Linked DNA regions of Mus musculus: region 2 is linked to region 1. A link is a contact called in ENCODE Hi-C or POLR2A ChIA-PET data. All regions are on one chromosome and are shown on one strand. Each heading gives the region's core, a stretch centred on a gene start or an enhancer-like site at or near the end of the contact. The rest is flanking DNA. Distances are from core to core; before and after follow the strand shown. Region 1 holds the start of Arid4a (AT rich interactive domain 4A (RBP1-like)). Region 2 overlaps Arid4a (AT rich interactive domain 4A (RBP1-like)).

The links. A loop is a pair of places that touch in the nucleus more often than their neighbours do. ChIA-PET counts read pairs that join two places held with the same protein, here RNA polymerase II (POLR2A).
Region 2: a loop to region 1 is called in a map of gastrocnemius, with 1.9 times the contacts of the local background. The contact joins the enhancer-like site here to the promoter of Arid4a in region 1. A Hi-C loop is called at or near these places in 8 of 37 maps with a recorded cell type or tissue (gastrocnemius, heart and left cerebral cortex). POLR2A ChIA-PET finds 5 or more read pairs at or near these places in 4 of 5 experiments (Patski and embryonic stem cell).

The regions. Positions count from the first base shown.
Region 1 is chr12:71,012,645-71,018,487 of GRCm38, reverse strand. Arid4a (AT rich interactive domain 4A (RBP1-like)) reads right to left here and starts at 2,521. Exons shown (of 24, transcript NM_001081195.1): 1 at 2,327-2,521; 2 at 1,340-1,397. The coding sequence starts at 1,345. 3110056K07Rik (RIKEN cDNA 3110056K07 gene) reads left to right here and starts at 2,665. Exons shown (of 4, transcript NR_045055.1): 1 at 2,665-2,981; 2 at 3,981-4,032.
Region 2 is chr12:71,047,729-71,053,571 of GRCm38, reverse strand. The region is part of intron 11 of Arid4a (AT rich interactive domain 4A (RBP1-like)); the gene reads right to left. Among named protein-coding and RNA genes, the nearest start is that of Arid4a, 35 kb to the right of the region's middle. Within about 2 kb of position 2,386, at least 1 of the 3 ENCODE cell types and tissues checked has a DNase peak (open chromatin) inside an H3K27ac peak, as active enhancers do; it is gastrocnemius, where a contact is called at or near this core.

The sequences.
Region 1 (5,843 bases), core at 1,272-3,771:
AAAACAATTAAAAAAAGAAAGAAAGAAAGAAAGAAAGAAAGAAAGAAAAGAAAGAAAACACCCATTTACAGGAAATAGTCATGATCAGAATTATACATTGAAATATGTAAGAAACTTCCATTTATACATCATTTTAATCTTGAGAGTAACAGACAACTGCTATTTCAGTCTGTGATGTTACCTAATTCAAAAGCTGTATGTATCATGCAACCAATTCAACATTATATGTACAAAGATATCAATGTTAACTTTAAATATTTTAAGTAGGAAACAAATTTTCATTTTCCCAAGTTATATTAAAGGAAGTTGTGTCACTCCAAAATAAAAAAAAATATATAAGAGGAAGTTTGAGAATTTCAGAAAGTAATATACTTAAACCGAGTCAGGCAATGGTATAGCATGCTCATCCTGCCAGCACTTGGGCAGACGCAGGAGGACGTCAAGGGAGTTCAAGGTCAGCCTTGAGAGTCTACATCGTGAGTTCCAGGCTAGCCCGGGTAAAGTATACTGTTTCAAAATAACCGAAACAAAAACAACTATATATTTTCTATTTACACACACGCACACACACACCGAACACTAAGTACAACGTTAATCATGCACGTTTAAATGTCAGTCTACTTAAAAAGAATAAAAAATGAAGAGGAATACTTTTTGGTAAGTATCTGACCAGAAACAAACAAGAGCCACAGTATCCTACCGAATTCTGAGGAATGTTATGAAAGCTTTCTTTCCCTTCAAGCAGGCTGCCACTGATGTTTGTAAGATTAGGAAGCTTCAAAAGCTACACATAGAATCCACGTTTTAAGATATATATTATGAAGACTGAACTAATCAATCTAAATATTGTCATCACCTTAGTTTACTTTCTTTCCCCAAAAATATACAGAACTATCTCTCTTACTCAAGCTACATAACATGTCTTTTAGAAAATGGCATTGGTAGTGGAAAGGGGGAAGTATAGGTTTTAAAGAAAGCAAAAGCAAAGCAAAACAAAAAAACCTTGCAAAAACCAAAGCAGGACAAAAGCTTTTCTTCTTGAAAGGTGTTTTTGACACTGAAGTGTTTGAAAATCGAAAGACTGCACCGATCTTCTCAAAGTGCTAACTGCTAGAGAGTGTTGGACCGCCTGCATTTATACACACACACACACACACACATTCGAACACGCACACACACACACACACACCCCTCACCCATTCACATGTCATTTTCCTTAAAGTGCTTCTTAGTAAAGAAATCAATTCTAAGTAACAAAAAGCTGCCATTCCACAACTGCAGCCTCCGGACTGGCAGCGTCCGGGGCACAAGGCTAAGAAGAAGAGTTGGCTCCACTTACCTTCATCTTGACTGGTGACCTGTGGGGTTCCAGCTTCCTCGAGTTCTCTTCCCGGGCGCTAGAGCCAAAGCAGGGAAAAGAGAGGCAGAGGATCAGTCCAAGGCGGGGTGAGACCCGGAAAGAAAGTAAACAAATGCAGGCGGGGAGGGGCCGAGCTCCGCGGCCCCCGGGACAGACCCCCGTCGGGCAGCCAAAGCCTGGCGGGCAGTGAGCCCCACGCGCGCCAAAGGGCAGCGCGTCCCGCCCCTGCCCGGCCGGCCGGCCCACCGCGCCCCCGCCTCGTCGGCCACTCGCAGCCCCCTGCGCCCCGGCCTCCCGGGTCCGCGCCCCGCCGGGCCCCGACTCTAGCGCGCGCCCCGCCTCCGCCGCTCGGCCCCCTTGGCCCGCCCCGGCCCGGCCCGCGGCGGCGGCAACGGAGTGTCACGGCGCCATTGCTCTCCTGCCTCCGCTCTGCACCATGTCAGGAAGGAGAAGCGCTCCTTCACCCGGGGGGCAGGGGCGGCGGCCTGCGGCGGCGGCCGGCGCGGGGGGACCCGGCGGGGGAGGCGCGGGGCGGGGAGGCGGCAGGACAGGGTGTGGGAGGGGAGCGAGCCGCACCGCCGCAGCGGCCGTCTCCTCCCGCGCCCGCCTCAACTTTTTGTACAGCCCGGAGAGGCGCGGGCACCCCGATCTCCGCGGTCCAGCAGCGGGTCCTCGCCAAAGAAGCACAGCAGAGTTGGGGGCCGGTTCTCCCGGCAGCCCGCTCCTCCAAAGCAAACTTAGCGGCGCGGCCAGCCCCACAGCCATTTTCCCGGGGAGGCGGCGGAGGCGGTCGTGCCCGCAGTTGCCGCCGCGACTCCAGGACCCGATCGCTGCCCGGCGCCCCGGGCACAGCCCGCCCTGCATCCCCCTCTCAGCCTGCGGAGCTCCCAACTGCACCGGGACCCCATCGCGGCAGCAGCTGCTCCCGCCGCTTTGCCCATTCAGCGGCCCCCGCTGACTACCTACCTACTGCGGGTGCAGAGCGCTGTCAGCTCTCCAGTCTGCCGCCCCACTGATCGCCGTGGGTCCCCGTCCGGGCAGCACCGCTCCCGGCCGCAGCGGCAGTTCCTGCGCCGGGTTCCCCCACTCGCCCCGATTTACTGCCACAATCCACCAAATAACAAGCTGTTGAGCAGACTCGCTTCTACACGAACTCCTATTGGCTGCTCATGACGCCGAATAGCTTCGGATTGGAGCTCGCTGTCTGCCTTTCTCATTGGATGTAGCTGGGAAACTTCCATGATTGGTGCGGAAAACAGCAGGTAGGATAGCTTCCACTTCTGATTGGCTGTATCCGAACACGCACGTTATTGGAGGATAGAGGATTGAGTAAGAGAGCCCAAAAATTTGATTGGAGGAGCCGACTCCGGATGTGCTTGACTGAACACTGATTGGAGAACAAGGGGTCAGGAAGAGCAGTTCCGCACGAGGATTGGGCGGTGGCGTGTCCCATGGAAACGGAATCCAGAACTGCAGCCAGGGTTTTTCACGGGGGCGGAGCCGGCTCTTCCCCAGGCGCCTGCGCCTAACCGGTTCCCCGGCGCCATTTTGTCCCGGCAGCAGCAGCCCGCAGCTCTATCCCATTTTCTGTGTCTGGAGGGAAGGACGCGGACTCTCTCGGGTAGGTTTATTTCAGTGTGGCACCGGCTTACCCTTCCCTCCAGGACAACGCCTAGCGAAGGGTGGAGGAGTCACGGAGTCGTCCGAGAGGTCTGTCGGAGGCTCCCGGTGTCGGGTGGCCTCGGGGGTGGCGCAGCGCTGGGAGCACCGGAAGCGAGGGCGGCCATGGGAGCCGCTGTCCGCCGGCGGCGGAGCGTGGCTGGGGGGGCGTGGAGGAAGGGGGCGAGGTCGGGGGCGCACGTGTAGGTGAGTAAGCGGCCCTTTGCGCCCCTTCACTCGGGATGGCGGGATTTTACTGACACCCCCCCCCCTTCCTCCCGGCATAGCTCTGTCTCCCTTTGACATTGCATTTCGGAAGCTGGGTTGCGGTCTGCAGACACCAGGGGCCCAAGGTGGCAGCCACCTTGGTAAAAGACGGAGGAGGTGTGGTTTCTAGAAACGTCTTGCGTGGGGAAGAAGAGTTATTTCCTCCAACTGTGAAGCTTGGAGGAAACGTGGAAGCCCCGGCTTTCGGAATGCTGAGGAATGTGCCTGCCAGGACAGACGCTGCTGCCACTATGACCTTAGACAAGCGACTCTTGTCACTGCATGAGGCGAATACTATACTATTTTTTCGAAGAAAGTATTAATGCTTCAGGAAGGAACGACAGTTTCTTAGATGAAAGGGTTTTCTGGACCAGATAGACATGGATTCTGTCGTCAGCACATTGTCTTGTTAAATGACACAAAACTTAACAATTGGGCAACAGCTTATGCCCTAAATTAAAATGTGAAATGTTAACCCCAGTAAATTGCACAGTTGAGTACGTCTGAACTAACGCCATATCAACTAGTTAATATTTGTTGTTTTTGTTTTTTCAAAATTTGTTAAGATTGTGAAGTGTATTTTGGTAGTTTTACTAAGTCATGTCTATCTTTTTAAAATCTGCTTAGTTTTGGTGATGCACAAAACTAGAAAATGGTTGAGTAAACAGTTGAGGATTTTTGTTTGTTTTTCTAGAGTTGTGCTGAAGACAACAGACACCTCCATGACAACCCAAAGTATCACAGAGGTGAGTCCTGTGTCTTTTGAAATCTTGTGACTTGGGACAGGTGTGTGCTGAGATTTTCTGTAGACTAGAGCCAAATACTAGGCTACGTGACTGGTTGTTGAAGATGTTTTGTTAGTTCAAGCTTTCAAATGAGTCGGTTTAATTAGCTTCCTGATGTTATACCCTAGAGAAAGCCACAGATAAAAAGCATCCCTAATATTCAAGCTCACCCATTCTGGGCTCCTCCTTTCTGGACTCTGGTTTTTGGAGACAGGATTTTGGTAGTCCAAGCTCATGACCTTGAACTGCCGTCCCTGCTTCAGCTCCACAGCACACCATGCCCACCCAGCTTTGATTCTTAGACTTTTTAACACTCAGTGTCTTAAGTCAGAATCTTAACATTTTCTTGATTTTGTTCACCACTCTGATTTAAAAGTCTCTTGAGAAAGGTCTGATTAGTGAGTATTTAGGCAGGAAGAATTTTGGCTTTCTGTTGTAGTTTTATTTTTTAAGAAAATTAGCCAGGCAGTAGTGGCGCACACCTTTAATTCTAGCACTTGGGAAGCAAAGGCAGGTAAATTTTTGAGTTTGAGGCCAGCCTGATCTATAGAGTGAGTTCCAGAACAGCCAGGGCTACACAGAGAAACCCTATCTGGAAAAAAACAAAAACCAAAAAAAAAAAAAAAAGAAAGAAAGAAAGAAAAAAGAAAATTATATGTATACTGCTGATTCTCCCTGGTGGTAATCGCCCACATATCATTCCACTATCAAGTTTTATATATATGCCAGTGTGCATTTGAAAAGTAATGAAAAATAAAAATCTCTTACAGTCTCTCCACCAAAATAGATAATAAAGTTTATTCTGTGTTCATGGGATTGAGACTGTGTTTTTAAGTGACTTTTCTTCTAAAGATACAGATGTGAGAAAAAATGCAGATGTGAGAAAAAATGCAGATGTGTTCATTTTGTTACCTTTTTTTTTTTTCCTGAGAAAAACATTAGGGCCCTCAGAAGTAGTTTCTAAAGCACATTCCATGGCTATCTGGGATAGATGAATCATGATTTAAGCTTTGGTTTGCTGCAAATGAATGCAGACCCTTGGGCAGCATGACAGGCAGGTGACCTCCAGTGAACTACTACTCTTAGCCCCATCCATCTTAATTCTAGAGAGCTTTCCTATTTGTTTTTCTGTGATTTTACAAAATGCTATGCCTAAAAACTAACATCCGTGGCTAACATTTTGAGGCTTCTTGGTTTTATTTGACATCCCTGGCTCTTGTTTGGAATAGATTTTCAGAAGAGAGAATGAAAAAGCCTTCTGCAGTTGTGTGTGCCGTGTGTATGTATTTGTTCTTGTGTATGTATGTGTACAGATGGAGTTGCTTCTTCCTCCTCCTGTTCCCTAGGCTGGCCCAGAACTCAAGGCGCTAAGTCTCCTACCTCGGCTTCCCATCTAGTGAGGCCTGCAGGTCTTAGCCCTTCTGCACATGGCAGAACTGTCAAATCTTCAAGCTATACATATTGGAAACTTAGTAGTTTCTCAAAAGATTTTATTTTGTATTTTGGCAGTTGAGGCATTACTACATTGCAACATTTTGCTACACAGAAAGTGACATTTCAGGTTACTAAAAACAAGTCCTTGGAGTCTTCTTTAAAGCCTCCCATGAGTAGATCCCAGCAGGACTTTGCTAGCCTTATAGGACAATTTACATAAAATTGTCACCCTACTGCTTTGATAATCATTTGGCTCTTCTCTAGTTTGAGACTGTTTGCAAAAGGCAAACTATTTTGAATCACTCTTAATCATTTTGTACTTTGTATGTGTATAAACA
Region 2 (5,843 bases), core at 1,137-3,636, 35 kb before region 1:
AAAGAGAAATAAGTTTTAAAAATTAAGTAGGCAGTATTTGTGTAAGGTCCAAAGGTCCTGACAGCAGTGAATTTCCTGAATAAATAAATCTGGAATAATGTGACATTAAGTAATGCCAAGTACACTGCTTTGAAAAAGAGATATTACATAACATGCTTTAGAAATATTTTAAGTAAAAAGTTAAAAAAAAAAAACACCTCTTTTGTGTCCTAAAATTATTTATTCCCAAAGGGATCACATGTAGTTTCTGGTTTGAAAAAACTAGCTTCAGATCTAGTGCAGAGACCAGCCTGGGGGAGGGGGAGGGGCAGGCCAGCAGTTATGTGCTAATGCACTAGTCTAGGAAAAGCCAGAGATTGCCTGGACCAAGTGCGGCAGAGTAAAAATGTAAAGAGGTGGGCAAAGTAAGGAGCTATTCAAGGAGGTAGAAGACAAAGGGTTTGTGTCTGAATGGATTCAGATGGAAAGACCAAGAAAACAATCAAGGTGCCTTCTGTGTATCTGGCTTAGGCAACTGGGTGTGGTGCTTTTATTAAAATAGATTAGGAATGGCCAGGAAGGGAGGTAATCGAAGCTGTGGGCATACTGAGTTTGAGTACTTATAAACATGAAAAAAATTCCAGACAGTTTTATATAAATGTCTGTAGCCAAGAGACATCTGAGGTGTGCACAGAGATTTGGGGTCATTCTATCATTTAGTTGGGAAGTAAACCAGAAAACCAATGTAATGTCATGCCATCTGAGTGCTACTAAGGTGTCAGATGAGATAAGAAACACTGTTGTTTGGTTAAAGGTCTCTGGTGACTGTCAGCAGTTGTTCTGGTTGTGATGAGAGGACAAGACACCACAGTGACAGATGCAACTGAGCAACCTGGACAAAAGGGTAAGCGCAGACAGACAGACAGACAGACAGACAGACAAGTGGAGGAAACTTGAGGGCAGAAGAGGCGGGAACAGAATGGAATGGGCTAGAGGAGGAGGAGAGGGAGCTGATAGACTCAGACTTCTGATCCAGAGCAGAACCCCAGGGACCTGGCTCTCAGAGGGCGACACGCTGTCAAGTGTGCCTGGGAAAAAGAACAGGCTGTTGGGTCTAAGTCTCCTCTCATGCCTCATGCGGTTCATAATCTGCTCCCACCCGAAACTTAGGGGGTTTCTTTCCAAAGCCGGAGTGGAGACAAGGTGACATTCAAAGAAGATGACTTGATTGCAAACACTGAATTACCCAGTAATAGTTGGAGAACCAGTTAACTCAGATCCTAAAATTTACAGAAATACCATTCCTCACTGAAATACCATTCCTCACTGTTACACACATGCCAAACACTTCCAGGAACACAAAGGAAGTGATATATTTACTGCAAGATGCTGTTTTACAATTTAACCATCCCACTTAAAATAATTTTATGACTCTTGCATTTCAAAAGTTAAAGTAAACCCAATAAATTACTTTTCCACTTGAAATGATACATACACTATAATCAAGATGTGATAGTCGTGCTCTCATCAAGACCATTTATTTATCTTATTTATTTATTATTTGTTTGCAAATACTGCATGTGTGTGTGTGTGTGTGTGTGTGTGTGTTTCAAGACAAGGGCTCTCTATGTAACCCTGTTTGTAGACCAGGCTGACCTCAAATTCACAGAAATCCTCCTGCCTTTGCCTCCCAGGTGCTAAGATTAAAGGCATGCACCATCACCAGCTGGTTATCATCAAGTTTTTAACGTCACCCAAACCTCTTATATGACCTCTAATATAAAGTATGATTACGTAAAACTTTTTTTTTTTTTTTAACCATGGAGAGATGGCGCCATGGTTAAGAGCACTGGCTGCTCTTCCAGAGGACCTGGATTTGATTCCCAGTTCCAGGGGATTCTGACTCCCGCCTTCTGGCCTCCACAGATACCAGGCATGCAAGTAGTGCAAAGACATTCATACAGATAGAACACCTCTACACAATAACTATTTTTAAAATGTAGCTAAATTTATGTGAACAAATGTATAAATCTTATTAGTCTCATTATGTGAATTTAGTGTTGTTTATGTTTTAGGCTGAAGTAGTAACGACTTTTAAAAACTCATTAAGACTTCTTAAATAGAGATTTCGGGGCTGAAGCGATGGCTCAATGGTCAAGAGTACTGAATGCTCTTCCAGAGGTCCTAAGGTCAACTCCCAGCAACCACATGGTGACTCATAACCATCTGTAAAGGGATATGATTTCCTTTTCTGGTGTGTCTGAAGACAGCCACAGTGTGCTCATAAAAGAAAAAAAAATTAAAAGAATAAAGAGACTTCTCTTTTTTAATGTGTATGTATGTTTCTGCCTGCATACACAAGTGCTCCATATGCATTCAGTGCCTGAGTAAGCCAGAAGAGGGCACTGGATCGCCTGGAGCTGGAGGTAGAGATGTCTGTAAACTGCCATGTGGGTGCTAAGTAGCAAACTGGCCAGACTGAGGTCTTTTGCACAATCTGCCATGCTCTTGGCCCCTTAACCATCTCTGTCCAGCCCACTGTTATTTTTCATTTCCTTGTTTAATAGTCTAAATTTAAGCAAATTGTTGTATTTGAATGTAAGCTAATATCTAAGGTATTCATTAAAGGAGGTTGTGTCAAATCTACTTAAAGCCTATTATTATTGGTAACTGAAGTTATTAAAATCAGCTTTGATATCTATATTAAAATTTAAAACCTTAAGCTTTACTGACATTACAGTTTTCCTGAGTTATCAGGCATTTACTGTGGGTCTATACACAGAGTGGTCTTGAATAGTCACCAGCAAATGCCTATAACCTACATGGGCAGAGATTGACACAGATGACATTTGATTCAAATACCAAAAAAAAGAATAGTCATATTTCCAGGAATTTAAAAACTTAAGCACTTATGACTTTTACAACAATGGAAAATTATCTTGGGCACTAAATATGGTAATCCCTACAAAAGCTTCAAGATTGGAAAAATGAGTATGTCAATACATTAGACCAAAAAGAGTAGATCTTATAAAAAAACTCACTAATTTTAATTTTCATTGTTACACATGAAATCTGATACACAAGGTCTACTGATAAAGTCATGATGATTTAACCTAAAACTGGTTAATTTCCTCTTGATAATTAACCTTTTAACATCTTACCCTTAGAAAACTCCCCTACATTTATCCAATATAAACCTAAGTCAAGAGAAATAAATAATTCCTATCATTTCTATTCATCTGGACTTTCCAATAAATTTCCAAGCTAAAAAAAATTAGTAATGTCTTTTCTAATATAAAACTTTCTTAACAAAGACATTTAAATAAGACCACAAAAATCATCTCTAAGCAGCTCTTTTTGGCCTAGTTATCTATGTGTTGCAATTACCAATACAGACAGGAAGTATTCCTGCCCCATCCGCAAGTCTCTTCCAAGCACAGCCTGAGACACGCTGCTTACACTCAAAGCCTGACGTGGCCTCTGAGTAGGAAATAAAATACTAAATAAAAAAGCTCCTGCCCCTGGAAAGCTGCACAATGTCCAATCTTACTGCTCCAACTAATGCTTGAATCCCCGCAGCACGGTTAACGAACAGAGGCTACTGCTCATTCGCACTGCACAAACACCAACACTTGTATGATTCTGCAGCATATGCTTGCTAGCCTACCCTGGCTGACGATCTACAGTGTTGTTTAATGGTTTACAGAATGTTCCAAAGGATCTTTAGATCCTTGTAGAGCAGCATCCCATCCTCATAAGCAGCCCAGCATCCCTTCATCTGAGGGAGAACTATGCTCTGTACTGTAATACAGCAGTTAGCCTCACTGGTGTGGGGAAGGCCCATAATGACTAAGCCAGGTAGGCCCTGGCTCCTCAGATCAGCCAGTGCACATCACACTCCGGTTTCTCCTCTTGCTATGTGTGCTTTGAAGCAGCTCTCGATTGATCAGCATGTTAAATTGTTTTAAGAATTATTCTTCAAGATGAGTTAGAATGATTCAGCAACTAAATCTCAAATCCAAGAGCAGGAAATGCAGCTGATCCTTCCCCTGAAACAAACACGATCTCACTAAAGGAAGCCCACTAAGGTGGCCAGAGAACTACTTTACAACAAGCCTGTGGCAATTGACCAAACAGTGGGAAAATGAGCAGCTGAGAAATAATGTAGAATAAACTGCATAAAGCATGCCTACAGTTTGTGATTTTTGCTATTTTTCTGTCAGGAATAAAGCAACCGTACCCACTAAATTTTAGCAAGTTCATAAGAGACACACTGTAAGGAGACATTATTTTTCTAAGTGTCCTTATCTTTGAATTTTTCTTTGCTGTTATTCCTGCAAATTTTAGCCTCTGCTCTGTGCATTTTTCCTAGCATTTCTCACTAGCCACTTGGATGAAACATTACACTATTACAGAATTAATCACTATAACACAGACACCATTTACTGTCTTAGAGGCACCTCTGCAACTTCTTTCAAAGCTCTTTTTAGCCTCTTTGTTTAAAATTTCAGGCTATTTTTTGAGGGATAGGGAAAATACATTCTGGAAGGGACACTAATTAAAAGTATTAGCAGAAATAAAGAGACTAACCCTTCTTTCAGCATTTGGCGATATAAGATCCTAATTAATGTTCAATAGAAATCCAACAGCTAACCACAGCCTGCTAAGAGTTCACACCCTGAAAATGTGGCCTATTTACCCTGAAACACACAACCTAAGACTAAATACACATAAAATTCAGACATCACATCTAATATTCAAAATTTAAATCCTAAGACAATTTTTTTTTTGCCAAATTGTCTCAGCACAGTCATTCCAAAAGCTATCTTATGTTGGAGAAAAATCCCCTTTACCCTCTAATCTTCTAAAAATAGATTCCTACTGTCTTTTACAAGAAACAATTATGCTTGGTTATGAGCTCTACCGTACCAGCCATATAATCAACACCTAAAAATTGTATTTAATCTCATTTTTTGTCAACCAAAACAATAACTAAATATTAAAAAAAAAAGTCTTACCTATGTGCTGCATTTCCTTTCAAATGCAAAACGGTTAGATTCCCCTTCTACTAGTGCAGGCTCTGGGCATGTCAGTCTGATTGGCAAATATCTGCTGTCCCCTCTGAGGTCACAGCATCCGCAGGGCGATACAGCACTACTTACATTCTCTTCCACATAAAAATCAGACATTACATGAAAGGAAGAGAAAGACAGCCCATTTCAAAGCAGCTGGCAAACCTCCACTGGCAACCTGCCAAGCCTCTGCTAACCCTTCCTGTCTTTCTGAGCATGCTCACTTAAAACCAACAGCATGTTACTATGGCAACTCTGTCGGCAGCCTGTAAGTATGAACCGCCATTCTGATTTCAGAGTGTAAAAAGCCAAATGCTGCAGGGGAAGTCAAAGGCAAGAACCAGCATACATTCTTCCCCACATATAAATCTAGCCGTGGCGTTCCAAAAGCTCACACGTGTGCATGTAAAACAAACAAAAGCATCGCACATTTTCAAGGCAGAATTTTTCATGCTCAAATAGGTGGTCGTTTTCAATAAACTCATGCTTTGTTTTGCCTCTCAACAACTGAAATTACACTAGAAAATTCATCCCGTTTAACAAAACCCTGGCGACTCCACAGCCTGGCAGCATCTGAGCAGCCACGGTAACCCTATGGATGGCTTCTGTAACCTACAATCAGAGCATGCACAACACGGCTGCAGTACAAAGAAACCCACTCATGATAAAATCACAATCTACAGTTTTTTCTATGATTTGTCAAGCTGCCAGGTGTGTTTTTCTTTGGATGTAATTAGGATATTTAACCCCTAAAAGGTTTCTAAGTTAGGAGAAACAAGACCGGGGTTCAAA